Regions from separate parts of the Homo sapiens genome. Here region 1 is linked to region 2. Evidence: chromatin loops called from intact Hi-C (ENCODE). Cell type or tissue: tibial artery. All regions are shown on one strand. Each heading gives the region's core, and the rest is flanking DNA. Links, peaks and the distances in the headings are about the cores only. Region 1 has its middle 14 kb from the start of TMEM131L. Region 2 holds the start of RNF175 (ring finger protein 175).

The links. Peaks named below come from ENCODE experiments on the same cell type or tissue, not always from the same donor. Only the 100,000 strongest peaks of a DNase experiment are listed, where the experiment ranks them.
Region 1: it touches region 2 in a loop (9-fold over the local background); 3 of 110 quality-filtered maps call a loop at or near these places.

Annotation. Positions count from the first base shown.
Region 1 is chr4:153,447,116-153,456,793 of GRCh38, forward strand. No RefSeq gene overlaps it. Among named protein-coding and RNA genes, the nearest start is that of TMEM131L, 14 kb to the right of the region's middle. RefSeq lists an enhancer at 3,187-3,336. In tibial artery, for the core only: no CTCF peak of the experiment used is centred there; DNase peaks (open chromatin) are centred at 4,256 and 4,980; H3K4me3 peaks cover 726 bases; H3K27ac peaks cover 4,996 bases.
Region 2 is chr4:153,751,907-153,761,584 of GRCh38, forward strand. RNF175 (ring finger protein 175) reads right to left here and starts at 8,118. Exons shown (of 9, transcript NM_173662.4): 1 at 7,891-8,118. The coding sequence starts at 7,956. In tibial artery, for the core only: no CTCF peak of the experiment used is centred there; no DNase peak of the experiment used is centred there; H3K4me3 peaks cover 1,142 bases; H3K27ac peaks cover 443 bases; H3K27me3 peaks cover 1,296 bases.

The DNA.
Region 1 (9,678 bases), core at 784-8,783, 300 kb before region 2:
GTCCCTCTCCTCCCCCTTTCCACTTCCAGTTCTCAAGTCACAAACATGAAGACAAGTTTTAGCCATGTTACTCTGTTAATCTACACACTTACTTCAAGGAAAGAATAAATTGATAGGCCAGGCACGGTGGCTCATGCCTCTAATCCCAACACTTTGGGAGGCCAAGGCAGGAGGACTCCTTCAGGCCTAGAGTTCAAGACCAGCCTGGGCAACATAGTGAGACCTCGTCCCTACTGAAAAAAAAAAAAAAATTAGCTGGGTGTGGTGGCACACACTTGTAGTTCCAGCTACTTGAGAGGCTGAGACTGGAGGATCATTTGAGGTCAGAAATTTGAAGCTGCAGTGAGCCATGATTGTGCTGCTCGCTGCACTCCAGCCTGGGCAAAAAAACAAGACCCTGTGTCTTAAAAAAAGGAAAAAAATAAATAAATTGATAGTAAACTCCAGTCTCCAATATGGAATGGCACAGAGCTGAAAATATATTATTCCTTATCTGTCTTCTGTGCTAGGAGTTCATTTGTTAGAGTAATTGCAGAGATTTTGCAACTGTTTATACAGCATTTGAAATCCTAGACTTTTACTCCCATGAGACTACCATAGTCAGACTGTTTACGTCTCTTAGCAGTAGAACGAGAGTCACTTTATTATCTTAAATGTGAGCTCCCCTCATCTTGCCCTATTTCCTGATCACCAAGCTTCACCAAGAGATTGGAAGAGACATTAACAATTGAGGAGACTGGGGAATTTTAGGTAGCCCATTGTCACTAAGGTATAGCTATTTTCCAGAAAAAAAAAATTCTAAAGAAGCAAAATATCTTTAACAAACTTATTCATGCTTACACCAAATTAAAGGGGGGACCATGGCAAATTCTATTCTACAGTTCGTTGTCCCAGAGCCTTGACAATTTGGAATGCAGGCTGTGCCCGGATGGCAGGAATTTGGAATCAGTTTACAATGTGTGATATGATAACACATGTTCTGGATCAGCGGCAGGGGAATGTTTGGAGCCGTAATTCTGTCCGTCTCCCCATTAGCAGGAAGCCATGCTAAACTCACAGCTGGAGAAGTGCCTAAAAAGAACTAGGTTCTTTGTGTGTGTGAGAGAGTGTATTTATAAAGACAACACAAAACCCAGCCCCAGGGATAAATGCTAAATTAAGGTCATCAAAAATGAAACAGTACATTCATCACATGGATAAATTGGTATCTCGTTGAGATCACTACTTTTCTCAGCTAGAAGCGTGGCTCTATACCCTCATACATCTGGGCTTCATGTTACAGGGGATGTTTAACAACATTAGAGAAAGAAAACCCTAGACCCATTGGCAAGCAGAAAGTCAAATGGAAAATGTTCACTTTAATAAGGCACAAAGGGATGTATACAAGATTCAAACAACATGAGTTGAAACCTGATATCCCTGAGGCTTGAGGTAAAAACGGACTCTTGGCTCTGGTGAGCCAAACATTAAGGAAACATGTAAGCACGTGTAAGTGCAAGCATGAAGCTAGCATAATTCAGCAGGCTTTGTGAAGCCAAACGCTGAGCTTAGGCAAGAAAGACTGAACGTTGTCCTTTGAAAAGATGTAAGTTATTGGCACATTGAGGTTAGCAGAAAGAATGATTTATATAATGTAGTCTTGCTTTCATGTCTCTCTCTCTCTCTATCTCTCTCTTTTTTTTTTTTTTTCCTTTTTGAGACAGGGTCTTGCTCTGTAGCCCAGGCTGAAGTGCAGTGGTGCAATCACAGCTCACTACAGCCTCAACTTCCTAGGCTCAAGTGATCTTCCTGTCCCAGCCTTCCAAGTACCTGGGACCACAGGTGCACGGACACAATGCTCGACTAATATTTTTATTTATTGTAGAGACAGGGTCTCACTACATTGCTTAGGCTGGTCTCGAACTCATGGGCTCAAGCGAAAGTGCTGAAACCGTAGGTGTGAGCCACTGCACCTGTCTTCTCTCTCTCTCTTTTTTTTTTTGAGACAGAGTCTCGCTGTGGAGTGCAGTGGCGCAAATTCTGCTGACTACAACCTCCGCCTCCCAGTTCAAGCAATTCTCCTGTCTCAGCCTCCTGAGTAGCTGGGACTACAGGCGTGCACCACCATGCCCAGCTAATTTTTTGTATTTTTAGCAGAGTTGGAATTTCACCATGTTGTCTAGGCTGGTCTTGAACTCCTGGCCTCAAGTGATCCACCTGCCTCAGCCTCCCACTGGCTTCTCTTTTCTTAAAGTCTATAGTGTTCTGTACTTTTCTAATGGTTTCCTACTTCAACTGTACTTACATAGACACAGCACTTCTCTCATGATTATCCTGAATGAATGAATTAGTGATTATGTTATTTAAAATATTCAAACTATGAAAGTACTGAGGCAGTCATGGTTGATTTGGTGTTTTTATACTATTTCACTAATTTGCAACATCATCAATTTAATTATGGCTGGCTTAAAGTCACCAAAAATCTACTAAAAAGTCAATCTGGTTTAATAATCAAGATAATATCATAGCTTCAGATAGGAAGATGATCATGATTTTACCATCATGATCCCATCTAATTGTTCAAATAGATACCATCTAATTGTTCAAAATTAGAACCATAAGACTTTGTAAGGCCGGGTGTGGTGGCTCACGCCTGTAATCCCAGCACTTTGGGAGGCTGAGGTGGCGGATCACAAGGTCAGAAGATTGAGACCATCCTGGCTAATACAGTGAAACCCCGTCTCTATTAAAAATACAAAAAATTAGCTGGGTGTGGTGGCAGGTGCCTGTAGTCCCAGCTACTCGGGAGGCTGAGACAGGAAAATGGTGTGAACCTGGGAGGTGGAGCTTGCAGTGAGCCGAGATCGCGCCACTGCACTCCAGCCCGGGTGACAGTGCTAGACTCCATCTCAAAAAAAAAAAAAAAAGACTTTGTAAAACCATCAACTGATTTAGTGTATAGTTAAAGAACACTGTGGCTAACTCTGCAGTCTTTTTGTAGAGGGAAGCCCTAGTTTTCAGGGCAAGGATTTATAAAGCATTTTTCTGTTGGCAAAGTGCTTCTACACACATTTAATTGAATCCTCTCGACCTTGTACCTTTTTACTCTAATATACGATTTGGGCTTCTTCTTCAGAGGTGATCAGAAGTATTTGGTCTTAGTATTTGAGCAACATTTTTCCAGAGTTCTGTCTTCATTACATCAACTTCCTCTGACAGCTAGAAAGACTGTCTTAGCCATTTCCTCTTCAGAGCCCTGTTGCTTTCGAGCCAGTGACCTGTGTACCAGTTTCCTGCTCCACAGATGCCTTTAGTGAGAAGAGTCCAGTCGCTGACTCCATTCCCATTTGGGTCACAGCCCCAACCCATCACTTCTCTTTGATGACCCACTCTACAATCTTCCAGTTTGTATCCCATTAAACCACACACAAGTTTTCCCCACTTTCCATTGAAAATTAAAAATCTTTTGATAGAAAAATACATAAACTAACAAATTGCTTATGACCACAGCATCCGAAGGTTTTTGGTTCTCGGTTTGTGTTTAGGTGGACAATCGTCATTAGCGTTGATCCTAGCACTCACACACCTTGCAAGTGGAACTGTATCGATCTGCCTCCCCAACCCCACATCCTGCTCATGTGGGAAATGCTTTCCTCCACTCTTACTCAACTTTACAGCCTCCAAGTCCCTTCTACTCCAACCTCCTGTGTGTGTATAACATTCTTTTATGCTTTTTTCTCTTTACAATATTTTAAAAATCCTTTGTCATTGTCTTGAGTAGTTTCTTACTGAAGTTATTGTAGTATTCTTTGCCATTTCCATGTTACTGGATTTATTTTGGGTGTTTCCAGTTTGGAGTTATTACAGATAACCTTGCCATAAATATCTGGTAAAATATTTTTCATTTAAAATTATTTTCTCAAAATAAATTTCTAAGAATACCGTTGTGGCAAAGGGTATAGTCTTTTTTTTTTTTTTTTGAGATGGAGTCTCATTCTGCCACCCAGGTAGGAGTGCAGTGGCACAGTCTCGGCTCACTACAATCTCTGCCTCCCAGGTTCAAGCGATTCTCCTGCCTCATCCTCCTGAGTAGCTGGGGTTACAGTCGCCCACCGCCACACCTGGCTAATTTTCGTCTTTTTAGTAGAGACAGGGCTTTGCCATGTTTGCCAGGCTGGTCTTGAACTCCTGACCTCAAGTGATCCGCCCGCCTCGGCCTCCCAAAGTGCTTGGATTACAGACATGAGTCACCGCGCCCGGCTGGGTATAGTCATTTTTATGGCTGTTATTCTGTATTCGGGTTGCCTTCAAGAAAACATACTGCCAGCGTGGTGGCTCGGGCCTGTAATCCTAGTGCTTTGGAAGGCTGAGGCAGAAGGATCACTTGAGGCCAGAAGTTCAAGACCAGCCTGGGCAACATAATGAGACCCTGTCTCTATTAAAAAAAAAAGAAAAAGAAAAAGAAAAAAAAGCTGGGCATGCTGGCATGTGCCACCTGTGGTCAAAACAACAAAAAAGTACCAACTCATCACGTCCTTGGCACTAGAAGAGTGGGCTTCTTTGAGTTATTTCCAAAACTGGGTTTTATAACAAGTCACTTTTATTGTTGTTCTTTATTATTATAAAATGATACTACAGTTAACTTAATTTACATTTTGCAGTGAGGCTGATCTATCAGTATAAAATTTCAGCTCTGAACCAATCTTTAACATAAAGGGAAAATAATTTCAAAGGAGGGTGGGGTAGGTCATTCCTTCAAATGTATTGGGCAAACTCAGAACTGGCCTCCACCTTGCAGAGAGAAAACCCTGGATTGCTGTGCAGTAACGCGCTGCCACCCTCTAGTCTAGATACTTATTTCCTCACGCACAGATGATTGCCCAAGTCTCTTAACCAATTCACCAAACTTCCAGCTTCAGCTCTCCAAGTCATCTACCACACAATTTCCAGTTTGATGTGCTCACAGAGGACGTGCGGCCCTAGGGAGGGGACAAGGGCCGCAGGCAGCTCACACTGGAATCTAAGTCTCCAGATCCTCAGCCAGCGTCCTTTCTCCTACATCTTGCCCTTCTCACTACTTTCTGGGAGTTCCGACGTCTCAGCAGGGCTGCTGGGCGATGCCGTAGCCTTTCTCTGCAGCCCTCTGGCAGCAGCCGCCAGGGCCACTGCATGAGGTTCACACACCCGCTGATTGTGATTCTGCCCCTTGGCTCTGGCGGCCTGGAGTCCTCGCGCCTCTGAGAGCTGCATTCGCTCGTCTGGGCTGCGTCCTGCTGTTTCCGAGAAGCTACTGTTGGCAGTTGACTTGCTTTGGGTCGTGTTCTCCACGGCCCGGCCCGTTTGCCTCCTGCCTGGTTTCTCTTCCTGAGCTGACAGACCCTGCTCTCTGTGTGTCTGCCACGGCCAGCCAGGGTGTGAGGACTGTGATTCGCATGGAACCAATTTTCTTTGCTGGTGGAGGCCCCCTCTGATCATGTTCTGCAGCTTCTTTCCTGAGGGAAGGGTAGAGGGAGGTCTGCGCTCACACTGATGTGGAGTCAACTGTCAGGTTCTGTATGCTGTGAGGGGCCTCTTCAACCATCCAGCAGGCGTTCCTCTCAAACCACTTAGGGTGGACTTTTGTTCTCTTCTTCACACACACACACACACACACACACACACTGAATTTAGTCTGTCATTGGCTCAAGATGTCTTGGTTAGTAGCACACAAGCACACACTTTGGAGTCAGACTGCCAGGTTTGAATCCTGGCTCCACTGCTTAGATCTGTGACCTTGGGAAGTTACTTAACCTCTGCCTATGTAAATGTTTGCTCCTATTATTGATTAGTCCTTGAAGAGAAAGGGAGATTTTAGGAGGATAGACAAATCAGTCCTTACCTAAGGCACTCCTTTTTCAATTAGTGGTCTGTTTTATTTTGTAATTGGAGGAAAAATAAGGAAGCCCTATCTTGACTTGGGAGCCTGAAATTTCAACATGTGTCTAAATGGAAGAACTGAAATGGGGTCATTTTCACAATATGAGGGCATTAGTTTCATGTTGGCCTGGCATTAAAGTTGACTTGGTGGATGCATTTAGTGGGCCATCACCTGAGCTCTTCTGACAGGCCCATCCAAACTCATAGGGTTTGCTTTCTTCTGGTTCTCACTTTGTTTTTCTTTTCTTTTCTCCCTCCCTCCCTCCCTCCCTCCTTCCCTCCCTCCCTCCCTCCCTCCCTTCCTTCATTCCTTCCTTCCTTCGTTTCGCTCTTGTTGCCCAGGGTGGAGTGCAATGGCGTGATCTCAGCTCACTACAACCTCCACCTCCTGGGTTCAAGCGATTCTCCTGCCTCAGCTTTCCAAGTAACTGGGATTACAGGCGCCCGCCACCACGCCCAGCTAACTTTTGTATATTTAGTAGAGACGGGGTTTCACCATGTTGACCTGCCTGGTCTTGAACTTCTGACCTCAGGTGATCCACATGCCTCCGCCTCCCAAAGCGCTGGGATTAGAGTCTTGAGCCACTGCACCCGGCCTGTGTTTCTTAATATAGGAAATAACAACAAAACAACATTGCATAACACTTCCTATGTGCAGGGCACTCTTCTATAGCCTTACATATACTAACTCACTTTTCTGCCACAACCTGCAAGGCAGACTACTTCACAGTTGAGAAATGAAGGCACAGAGAGGTTAAGAAACTTGCTGAAGGCCCCACAGGACACCAGATTCTATCAACTGTAAACTTGGCCAAGTGGCCTTAGGCTGGCAGGCTAGGTGTACAACAAAGGAAAGAACGGATCTTCCTTTATCACCCCTTTTTCCTAATATCTGCCTCCCACTGCTGACCTGGTAGCTGTTTATTTGAACTTTAAGTGCCAAACTTAACATGACTGTAATTTGAAAGCACACAGATTCAGGAAGCTGTGGAGTTGCTTTATTTGGTGGATTTTGAAGCAGTAAGAAATGATTGATTAAAAAAGTTCAGGCTTCCTCCTGTCAAGCTTACAGGTCAAGACAGAAATTCATTCAGTGTTAGATATGGAAAGGACCTTAGAGGTAACATCATTTTTTGGCTTTATTTTACTAGGCAAGAAAAAAAGTCCATGGGAGGTAAAGTGCCTTGTTCAAGGTTGTGAAGCATATTTTCCAAAATTACAACTAGATTGTTTAGATGGGTAAGTCAGATAAATGTTGCTGAAGTACTACAATTAAGGTTCTAATTATGGAAATTAAAGTATGATATTAGTTTGGGGAGTTCCTACAGCATCAAAAGTTCATATGACTTAATTCATATATCAAGGTTACCTCACCTAGACAGAAAAGTCCCGTATCCACTACTGAGCATGACATCGTTTCTGGAACTATGAAACATGCAATAGGCTGGGTGCGGTGGCTCACGCCTGTAATCCCAGCACTTTGGGAGGCTGAGGTGGGCAGATCACGAGGTCAGGAGATCGAGACCATCCTGGCTAACATGGTGAAACCCCGTCTCTACTAAAAATACAAAAAATTAGTCAGGTGTGGTGGCGGGCGCCTGTAGTCCCAGCTATTCGGGAGGCTGAGGCAGGAGAACGGCATGAACCCGGGAGGTAGAGCTTGCAGTGAGCTGAGATTACACCACTGCACACCAGCCTGGGCAACAGAGCAAGACTCTTTGTCTCAAAAAAAAAAAAGAAAAAGAAACATGCAATAACCAGAAGTTGGTTATGTAGTATTGGTGTCCTCTTAAAAACAGATTTTGTGGTGCCATAATGGCTTTTATTTAGTGTTTTCATTGTGCACATTTCTACTGATCGCTGTTACACCAGTGGTCAGCAACTGACCTCCCACTCACTCAAGGGTATAAAGGCAGTATTGCCCTGGTGGCTGAAAGCAAGGATTCCGGAGCTAGCCTGCCTGGGTCTAAATTTCAGTTCTGCACTTACTGGTTTATGACTTTGGGCAATTATACCTTACCTATGTGTGCTGTGGTCTGAATGTTTGTGTCTTCATAAAGTTAATATGTGGAAACCTATTAATAATTCCCAAGGAGATGGAGGTAAGGCCTTTGCAAGGTAATTAGGTATAAGAGCATAGTCCTCATGTATGGAATGAGTGCCCTTACGAAAGAGTCCCCAGAGAGCTGCCTTGCCTCTTCTACAATGTGAGGACACAATGAGTAGGCAGCATCTACAAACCAGGAAATGGACCCTCACCAGACACCGAATCTGCCTTGAGCTCAGAGTTCCCAGCCCCCAGTATTGTGAGAAATAAATTTCTGTTGTTTATAAGCTACCCAGTCTGTGGTATTTTGTTATAGCAGCTAGAATGGACGCAGACATTGTATCTCAATTTCCCCATCTGTAAAATAGGCATAATGATTGCATGGGGTTGTTGGAAGGATGAAATCATTTAATATATGCAAAGCACTTAGGAAAGGGCTGGGCACATCATAAGCACTACACGAAGGCTTCTATCATTATTGCTAAAAGGAGAAGCTGAGTTACTATGGAATCACTTCAGATTGTTAAATGATGATGGAGCTGAAAAAGTACTAATCATTTCTGCTTCCCAGACTAGGGGGCTAGGCCTTGTTTTATAGCTTAAGAGAGACCTTTAAAAATAGGGTGTTTCCAAGATCATCTACTAAGAAATTGACTCAATTTCCAGAATTAAATGCCAATATTCTAAAGTATACTTCTATATCTTTTCCAATAACAAGGAAATGAGAAAGAAAACAAGGAAAAGAAACATAAATTCGCCGGGTGCGGTGGCTCACGCCTGTAATCCCAGCACTTTGCGAGGCCGAGGCGGGCGGATCATGAGGTCAGGAGATCGAGACCATCCTGGCTAACACAGTGAAACCCCGTCTCTACTAAAAAGGCAAAAAATTAGCTGGGCGTGGTGGCGGGCAACTGTAGTCCCAGCTACACGGGAGGCTGAGGCAGGAGAATGGCGTGAACCCGGGAGGCGGAGCTTGCAGTGAGCAGAGATCGCGCCACTGCCCTCCAGCCTGGGCGACATAGCGAGGCTCCGTCATGAAAGAAAGAAAGAAAGAAAGAAGGAAGGAAAGAAAGCAAGCAAGCAAGCAAGCAAGAAAGAAAGAAAGAAAGAGAAAGAGAAGAAAGAGAAGAAAGAAAGAAAGATCGATTCTACTCCCTGGTCTGCATTTCAAATCCACAAGTAGAAGATTTCAATAATAAGTGCAAACCATTAAGTATGTTAATGCAGTTATTATTTTAGAGGTTTACACAGATAACTTTCCCAATAGACTATAAGCTAGTATGTACAAAAGTATGTAGAGGAAAAAGGGGGAAAAAGTATGCAGAGGGACAAGAATTCTATGTTTAAAAGTGTGGAGACTCAAAAGAAAAATGACAGATTTTACTAGATTTTGTACTGCCCTTAATTTATCAACTGGAGATGATATTGCGGGGGGGTATTTTTGTTTGTTTGTTTGTTTGTTTGTTTTTTGAGACGGAGTCTTGCTCTGTCACCCAGGCTGGAGTGCAGTGGCGTGATCTCGGCTCACTGCAAGCTCCGCCTCCCGGGTTCATGCCATTCTCCTGCCTCAGCCTCCCGAGTAGCTGGGACTACAGGCGCCCGCCACCACACCCGGCTAATTTTTTGTATTTTTTTTAGTAGAGACTGGGTTTCACCATGTTGGCCAGGATGGTCTCGATCTCTTGACCTCGTGATCCATCCGCCTTGGCCTCCCAAAGTGCTGGGATTACAGGCGT
Region 2 (9,678 bases), core at 772-8,771:
ATCATTTCCAAGTTCAAAGTTTCAGAGACAGAGCTGAGCAGAGGCTCCGTTGATTTGGAGCATTCTTGTACTCTCTTGTTAAGAAGGCATCATTACTGACCCCAGGGAAGGGAGTAATCTGGGCTTGTGCCCTTACAAATTGAGCTGGAAAGCACAGACATCGTCTCCAGAACCATGCTTTTTGGATGACCTGCAGAGTCCACCCATGGACTACCTTTTCTAGATTATTGCTAACCCACTACATTTGGTCATTTGAAACCTTTAAGGCCAATCATTGGAAAGACGTAATCGTGTAACTTTGGTGGAGAGCACAGAAGAGCATAGACAACCAATGTTTTTGCCCCCAAAGCAGAAGTTAGCAGAAAGGGACCTGTGGAACAAAGGAGGAGACTCATGCACCTTGACTACCTGAGGCTTGCTTCACTCCTGGAACTCAACACTTGAGCCCAGATGTTGTGACCTCCATTTGAATATTAGGGACCCACCTGGTGGGATCACCTGGGGGCAGGGAGCCATGGAGAAGTTGCCAGTATTACCCCCTGTGCCACCCACTTCTTTCCTGGCATCACCCAGAAAGGTCCTGGCATTGTGCAAATATTGCCTAAACTTATACTTTTCTATTTCATCCAAAGCCTTGTTCTCTCTTAAATGTGAGAAAGAAAACCTTAAAAGTACTAGAAGAAAACATGGGTAAACATGTTTATAATTCTGCAGTGGAAAAGGCATTTTTAAGTATAATGTAGAGCCCAGAAATTATAAAGTTAAAAAATGACAGATTTTGAGGACATTTAAAATAAAATACATTATAGTCCTCAATATTTGAAAGACAAATTGAACTGGGGAAAGCATAACATATGTGAGGGGCAAAAAACTAATAAGCATATGTAAAAAGGGTTTTTATAATTTAATCAAAAAGAGACAGTCCAAAAGGGCAAAGTACATGAATGAGAAATTCACGAATTGAGATATACAAATGACAAATAAATTTATGGAAAGGTGTTCAAACTCACTAGTAATAACTGTGTTTAAAAAAAAAGTAAAAATGAGGACTTCTATTGAAACACGGTAAATAAAAAAAGTGCACTTACCTCCTCTCCCTCCCCAAACACCACTAGAACAATAGCAAAAGGACATAAACCTCCAAGTCCAAGGAGAATGAGAGAGGAGTCCAGAGCAGCCAATTCTGAAACTGACCAGCAGATGGGCCAGCGGAAAGGGACACTGGGACACCACAGGGCAAAAGACACCGAAGCCCACCAGCATGCGGGCAGTGCAGAGCAGAATGTGTGTGCTAAGACCCTCAGGAGGGCTGTGGATTGCGGGCTCCTAGGGCGTCTAGAAGTGGGGGATGCAACCGGGGTTAGTAACAGAAGGTTCACTGAAAGTCAGTTTAAGGTTTGGTGGCCCCCACACTAGCAGAATACTAGTGGCTAAACCGGAGGCACAGGCCAAGAGGCACCAGGCATGTGGAGGGAGAGTAGAGGACACTGGCAGCCCTCATCTGAGTCTAGAGAGCCCTAGCACCATCCTCCCTGGCAGCATCACCTCTAGATCCGGCTGCAGGGGCCCTGCCTTGCTTTAGAGGACCCTGGACATCTCAAACCCTGAAACACAAAATAACTGTGTTTTTATCTTTTCTCTCTCTCTCTCTCTCTTTTTTTTTTTCCCGAGGTGGAGTCTTGCTTTTGTCGCCCAGGCTAGAGTGCAATGGTGCGATCTCAGCTCACTGCAACCTCTGCCTCCCGGGTTCAAGCGATTCTCCTGCCTTAGCCTCTTGAGTAGCTGGGACTACAGGCACTCGCCACCATGCCCAGCTAAATTTTTCTATTTTTAGTAGAGACGGGGTTTCGCCATGTTGGCCAGGCTGGTCTCCAACTCCTGACCTCAGGTGATCCGCCCACCTCGACCTCTCAAAGTGCTGGGATTACAGGCGTGAGCCACTGTGCCTGGTGTCTTTTCTGTCTCTTAAGAAAATATTTTGAGGCTGGGCGTGGTGGCTCACACCTGTAATCCCAGCACTTTGGGAGGCCGAGGCGGGCGTATCACGAGGTCAGGAGATAGAGACCATCCTGGCTAACATGGTGAAATCCCGTCTCTACTAAAAATACAAAAAATTAGCCTGGCGTGGTTGTAGGCGCCTGTAGTCCCAGCTACTCAGGAGGATGCGGTAGGAGAATGGTGTGAACCCGGGAGGTGGAACTTGCAGTGAGCTGAGATCGCGCCACTGCACTCCAGCCTGGGTGACAGAGCAAGACTCCGTCTCAAAAAAAAAAAAAAAATTATGAAAGTCTGGTAACTGATTGAGTGAGTAGACCTTGATTGGAGAGAGATGATGTAGGGCTGACACCCCAGGGGACTGGCAGGTTGGGGAGAAGAAAAAGAATAGCCTGTGCTCTGGGAAACTGGAGATAAAGTTTTGAAATTTGGCCATCCCAAACCATCTAAGTGGGATCTTGGCTGACCAGGCTCCTCAATTAACTGCAGTGAGGTAGTCTGGGAGCAGCTTGGAACTGCTTGGAAATCCCGAGTCTGAAAAGTGAGATGTGTGGTGGGAGATCCTATCTACCACAGCTTCCTTGGGAGTCAGTGGGGTCAGTCCACATCCCTGGTTTAGGCACCGTAGTGAGTTGAATTGTGTCCTCCCAAAAGATATGTTTGAGTCCTAACCCCCAGTACCTGTGAATGTGATCTTATCTGGCAATAGGGTATTTGCAGATGTAATTGAGGACCTCAGAATAAGACCATCTGGATTTGGGGCAGGTCCTAAATCCAATGCCTAGTGTCCTTGCAAGAGAAAGGAGCGGAAGATTTGACATCCAGAGACACAGACACAGAATAGCAAGGCAGAGTAGATGGCCGTGTGAAGACAGAAGCAGGAACCAGAGGGATGCAGCCACAAGCCAGGAACACCTGGAGTCACCAGAGACTGGAAGGGGCAAGTAAGAAGTCTCCCCTAGAGTCTTTGGAGGGAGCATGACCCTGTTGACACCTAGATTTTGAACTCCTGGCCTCCAGAACTGTGAGATAATACATTTTTTTGTTGTTATGGAGGACCTAGGAAACTAGTACAGGTACATTGAAACTTCCATCTTCCCTGTCCCAGCAGATCCTTGCTACCACTCAAGCCTGCAGCCAGCACTGCAGGTAGGGAGAATGTGGCTACACGGGCCACAAGTGGACCTGCAGGCAGGGCTGTAAGAGCAGATCAGTTGATGATACTTAGACACGTGGCACGAGGGCCTCCATTTGTGCTCTTGGCCTAGGCATGTTAGACATGGGCTTGCCCACTTGGCTGGCAGCCAGACATGCCCCTTACACAGGGAATGAATCAATTTAAGCCAAGAGAAAAGACCTATAGATGGACAGTCCTTGTTCTCCCTACAAAAAGGCCCAGCCAGGTCACCCTCCACTGAAGCCTGCCTGTCAACAGGCTTTCCCTGCTAGCAAGAGCTTAACAGTGCTGTACTGTCTCACCTCAGACACAAGTGAACAGTCAAAGATCACAAGACGTTTGAGACAGGAAAGAGTTCTGCACCCATAATGACAAGAACACTGCTTTAAAGAATATAGAAAAACAACCAAAAGCTCTTAGAAATTAAAAACAGGAAGACAGAAATAAAAACTCAAATGAAGAATCGAAGATAAATTGAAGAACTCAGAAAGAATTTAAAAAAAAAACCTCAAAGACATGGAAAACAGAAGAGAAAATATAAGAATATTAGTGAATTGGGCTAGGAAATCTCCTCACATCCCCCACCCCCGCAAAAAAAATGAGTTCTAGAACCAGAGAAGAAGATAACAGATGGCAGGAAGTTTAAAAGAAATTACACAAGAAAATTTCCAAGGACTGAAAGATACCTGTTTTAAAAATGAAATGCTCACCAAGTACCCAGCCCGATGGATGAAAAAGACCCATATTTTTATATATCTACATAAAAGAATCTGTAAGATCTACAAAATGATAACACAGATTCATATTTACTGACATAGAAATATTTTCATGACATATTCTGAACAGAAAAAGCATGCTTCAAAGCAGTTGTGTATAATCTGAGCCTATTTATGTAAATGTATAGTTACATAAAGAGACATCTGTAATAAAAAAGCCCAGAAGAGTGGCTCCCAAGACATTAACAGGAATGCTCCATGGGTGGTGATACATCCTGGGCATTTACTTTCTTTTTTATACTTCTTTACATTAAGTGTATTCTACATGAACATATGTCACTGAAAAGAACAATACAAAAGTAAGCTTGCCTCTGTCCTCTTTTTTATCCCTTTCCTTGTCTGATCAGTAGCCATGTCCTTTTTATCCCTGTTCCAGCACCACATTTCTATCAATCTCTTATATCTTTCTTTTGGCTAGCTAAATTTGTGTGAGCTCCAGATGCTTCTGAATGCCTCCTACATAGCCCCACTTGGGACTCTCTCTCTCAGATATGTGAATTAACCTGCCCTAAAGTGAACATACTTGTTTCCCCCCAAGCTGCTCCCACTTCAGTGTCCTCCATCCCCCATCTCAGTTAATAGCATCCTGTCCTATCTATCCAATTGCTCAAAGCAGAAAAGCCTGGGGCATCATCCTTGCCCCTAACCAACCCTGTACCTCCAACCCACTACTCTCCTGTTGACCCTACCTATAAATGCCTCACAAACATGCCCCCTTCTCTCCACCCCTATGGCTTCTATGCCATTCATTTTGTCATTCATTCAGCAAATATGGAGTGGTGCCTCCCATGTGCCAGCCACTGGGTTAAGAGCTGGCATTCAAGGGTTAGAAAGACAAACAAGGTGTCTGTTCTCATGAATAGGACCTTGTGTTCTAGAGGAAATGATGCACAATAAACAAGCAAACAAAACAACTGCCTAATGAAGTAAATTATATGAAGAAAATAAAATGTGTGATAAAGAATTACCAGCAGAGGGCAAGGGCTGTCACTCTTTAGATAGGGTGGCTAGGGGAAGATGAGATGGAGGCCAGCATGCAGGGTGTCCCCCTCCTCTGAGGCCCTTGCCTTCGCTCTCTTCCCTCTTCAAACAGTAAGAGTGTTCCCATTAAAGGTAGACTGATCCTATTGTCTTCCTGCCTGAAATCCAACATGGCTCACAAGGCCTTGTATCCCATTTCAGCCTCCCCTCTCTCCACTGCCCCTGCACACCCTCTGCTCCAGCCAAGCAGAGCTTTCCTGTCCCTGAATGCTCTCCCTCCACTCCCAGCCTCCATGCTGGGTTGCCTCATTTCTGCTCACCCTTGGATCCCACTTACTCCAGGACACCCTTTCGGTGAGGCCCCTACCAGGATATATACTGACCTTGAACATTGTTACCAGACTGCATTGTTGATGACTTATTTACTTACCTGAATCTGTAGGTGGCCAGCGCTGGCCTCATCCCCCCACTGAATCCTCATGTCTGGTGCATGGCACACTCAATGTGTTTGGAGACTGCCACCCCGATTGGCTTTCATTATCTCTCACCTGAACTGCTGCCTCCAAACTGATTTTGTCACTTTCAACTCTTCCCTCACAAAACCCACCTGTTAGAAAAATCTTTCTAAACCAAGTAGCAAAGCCAGAACAATGAACTCAGAAACTAGTGATGACCCTGGACCACATGTGAGTGCCAGGTAGGAATGTTAGGTTTAGAGGGCTGTATTCATTGGTAAGGAATTCATGTCACAAGGCAAGGCTGCATGCCTGTGGGTGGAGAGGAGGGGCTGTGTATGGCCTGCCCCCAGGCAGAGAGCAGTTTTGGGGAAGTGGTGGGTCCTCTCAGCTCTCAGGAGAAATCCGAGCCTGGAAAGCAAGCCTTAGACAAGCAGAAGAGGGAACTCCTAAACCCATGGTCTCTGCTCTCACACTCCAAATTTTAGGAGTTTCAAACATACCTAACCAGTTGCAGGCTCAAAAGACCCCAGGGGTTGTAGCTGGGGAGGTGGAGGATGGGGAATAGGGAGATGGTGTTTGTCCAGTAAGGTATGCTGGAGTTAGGGTCTTACATCATAAGATTGTACGTTACTGTTCATTTATTCATTCAATAAATATTTATTGAGGCCCTGCCGTTTGCTGAGACTGTTCTAGGTCCTGGAAATACAGGAGCGAGCAAGGCAGACCACATGGCTTTTCTGCTGGAGCTTTCATGCTGAAGGAGGTTCTTAGACAATCAAATACACACATAGACATACTTCAGGTAGTGATAAGGGTGATGAAGGAAAATAAAATAGGGTGAGGTTCAAACCAAAGGGAAGCTATCAGATAATAGGCTGGTCAGTAACTATCTCTGTTTTCACTTTCTTATCCCTAGCTCTAGTAAAGTCAAGAAACCAGCACTTCTTGAACTTTGATGTGCAAATGAATCACCCTGGGATCTGGTTAAAATGCGGATTTCAATTCAGTGGGTCTGGCGTGGGAACTGAGACTGCATTTTTAACAGGCTCCCAGGTAATGCCTTGGCTGCTGGTTCCTGGACCACACTGTCTTGCCATATGGGATTAAGGGAAAAGCTGTGAGTCCCTCCTAGGGCAGCCTCAACAGAGAGGCCATACCTCCTGAGGGCAGCAGACTAGGCAGTGATGCCAGCCTTAAGGAAGAGCAAAGATCAGCAGCAAATCCACCAGTACTAGATCCTCTGACACTCCTGGCATGCATTCATCAATTCAGAACCTCCCTTTCGATAATCTGGGTTTGAAACCAGCAAGAAAGTCATGGAGTTTCATTTTAAGTTTCCCCATTTTGTGGTACACAAGCCCCTCCACAGCCTAGCCCACCCTTATTTTTTGCTATAAGCATTCCTGACCCCTAGGTTTCTGGCAGTCAGAGTGGACAGTCCCCTCTCTCTGCCTTGTCCCATGGCCATCCATCCCAATATTAAAAAAAAAAAAATCTCCAAGCCATTTGGTACTGTTGTTCCCTCCATCTAGAATTCTCTGGCCCATGAGGTCAGATCCTGTCCATTCCCCAACACCCAGCTCGAATGCCACGCCCTCACGGGTTGGAGGAGAAGGGGGTTAGTCAGGAGCAAGCCCTTCTCAGAAATCCTACAGTTCTTTGCCTGAACCTATTTTGGGACATTAATCTCTTCCTACCCGCTCTGTGAGTGATTTTTGTTGTTGTTTAAGAGTTATCTTTGCCCTTAAGAGTTATTTTTGTCCTCGTTTTACGGATGGGATTTGGGTTCCTCCAGGTAAGACCTACCCTCCTCCACCCCCAAATCCTCCTGGTACCTGGATGTAGCCTAAGAAGAATTGTCCTATGAACGAAGAATAAATTAAGATTGGGTTTGCAATTGACGCCAGCAGAAGCAGAAATGGGCTAGGTTGAGCACCAGGCAAGACAAGCTGACGATCAGGGTACACATCTTGAATCAGAAACCCTGGGCACAGACCAGCAGTCTGCGTGGTAACAGGCCCTCCGAGTGATTCTGATGACACTCGAGTTTGAGAACCAGGGCGGTCTAGCCAAAAGCCTGCAGTACACCCCTTCCCCTCTCTCGCAGCTTACGACCTTGACCCTGGGCTCTGGGGGCTTCCGCCGAGGAGGGAGGAGGGCACAGGCGGTCACAAAGGAGGGCGGGAGTGGAAGGGGTGAGCCTGGAAGAGAAAGTGCGAGGATGCGAGAAGAGGGATGGAGCGAAGGAAGAGGATCAGAAGGAGGAAAGGAAGGTAGCGGGGAGGGCACAGAAGTGGGGAGGGAGGGAGTGGAGGAGGGACTGGCACCCCGCACGGTGGCATCTTCCAGAAGGTCATGCGTCCGTCCCCACGTCTTTCCAGGGCCGGTTCTCCCCGGTGGGGCCCGGGGTCTTGGAGACCAGTCTGTGCAGCCTGCCCGGCACCAGCGTGAGCCCCGGGACCCCGGCCTGGCGTCCCCCACGCCCGCGCCCCCGCGCCAGTACCTGCTCCTGCTGCGGGGGGGCCTCCAGCACCGGCGCTGCCTTCCGCGCCGCCGTCCCCGCGGCCATGCCTGAGCCACTGTGCCTTCTCCAGGGCACAGCGCCTGCCGGGGAGGGTCCCGCAGAGTCCGCAGAAGGAGGCGCCGCGGGGCCTCGGGAGCCGAGGGTGAGAGCCGGATCTGCGGCGGCGGCGGAGCGGCGGCCCTGCCCGGGTTGTGCGGGGCGGGAGATGGGAGCCTCCCGGCACGCCCCGCCTCCGCCCCCTGCACGCTGGCCAGCGTCCTCCCCAGCAGCGGCCTCGAGGTCCCGGTCGCCAGCACCCCGGTTCCTTCAGAACCTCAGGCCTCCCATTCAGCCAGCCATTGTCGCCGATAAAGCGTCTTGAGCCCTACCGGGTGCGTGTGGCGGGAACCCCGGTTTTGTTACCGGGCGGCAGGACTGGAGGAGGGGTCAGAGGTGGGTAGGGAGAGAGAGGGGAGTAGAGGAGTGAGAAATGGCGGTGGGGGGGCGAGGGGTGCTGGGGAGGAAGAGAAGAGAGAGAGAGAGTTTCCTCTCCCTCAGAGGTGTTTATTAGGAGGCAGGAGTTCGGGTGGCTGTGCAGATACAGACTTTCCTCAGTTATCTGTGCTTCCTCCAAAGATGATGAAGGAGAGAAACTCCAATCTAGGGAGAGCGCAGACCATCTTGGCCCCTATGCTGCTCCAGGCCATGCAGGGCCCCTGCGACGCAAGCATCTTGCCTTTGCCCCTCTACCTCCAGGGTCTCCCCTCCCGCCTTTACAACTTAGGCCTAAGCCTGGCTTCAAGGTTGAGAACAAGCTGGAACGTTTAGGCAAGCCTTTAGAAATACCTGGGTGTTGATTTGGGGAAACAGAAAAGAGGAGCACAGAATTAGATGATGTGTCCTACGAAATACAGCTTACCCCTTTCCAGTTTGTGATGGCTCGTATTTGTCAACACCTACAAAGGAGGTGAACAGACCAAGATGGACATTTCTCTGCCATTGTGGAACGTAGAGCCTAACAGGGGATAGAGAAAAATAAGCATCTAAGTACAATTTATCACGGATGGTGCCTTGGTTTTCCAGCCTTAACTGGGCATCAGAATCCTATGGAGGAATGCTGAGTTTGTTAAAACTCAGAGTGCTGGCCAAGCACAGTGGCTGATGCCTTTAATCCCAGCACTTTGGGAGGACAGGGCGGGCGGATTGCTTGAACCTAGGAGTTTGAGACCAGCCTAGGCAACATGGTGAAGCCCCATCTCTATAAAATATACAAAAGTGAGCTGGGCGTGGTACACCTGTAGCCCCAGCTACTCAGGAGGTTGAGGCTGGAGGATCGCCGGAGCCCGGGAGGTTCAGGCTGCAGTAAGCCGTGATGGAACCACTGCACTTCTGCCTGGACAACAGAGCGAGACTCTATCAAAAAACAAAACAAAAATCTTCAGATTGCTGGAGTTGAGCCCTAGAGTTTTTAATATAGTAGGTCTAGGGTGGAGCCTGAGCATTTGTCTTTTGAACAAGTTTTCAGGTGCCGCTGGGGCTGTTACCTACATCTGAAGACTACCTTGTAGCATGATCAGAGTGTGTTGGAAAGAGTGTCTGAGATGGAGAGAACAGTGGATGCAAGGGCCGGAATGCTGGAGAAGGCATAATGAATTGGAGAAATAAAAATCATGGTTAACATTGATAGAATGCTTACCGTGTGCCAGGTGCCGTCCTGAGCACTCTACCTGTGTTAGCTCATTCAGTCTTCCTGACAATCCTGTGAGGTGGGCATTGTGACCGTCCGTG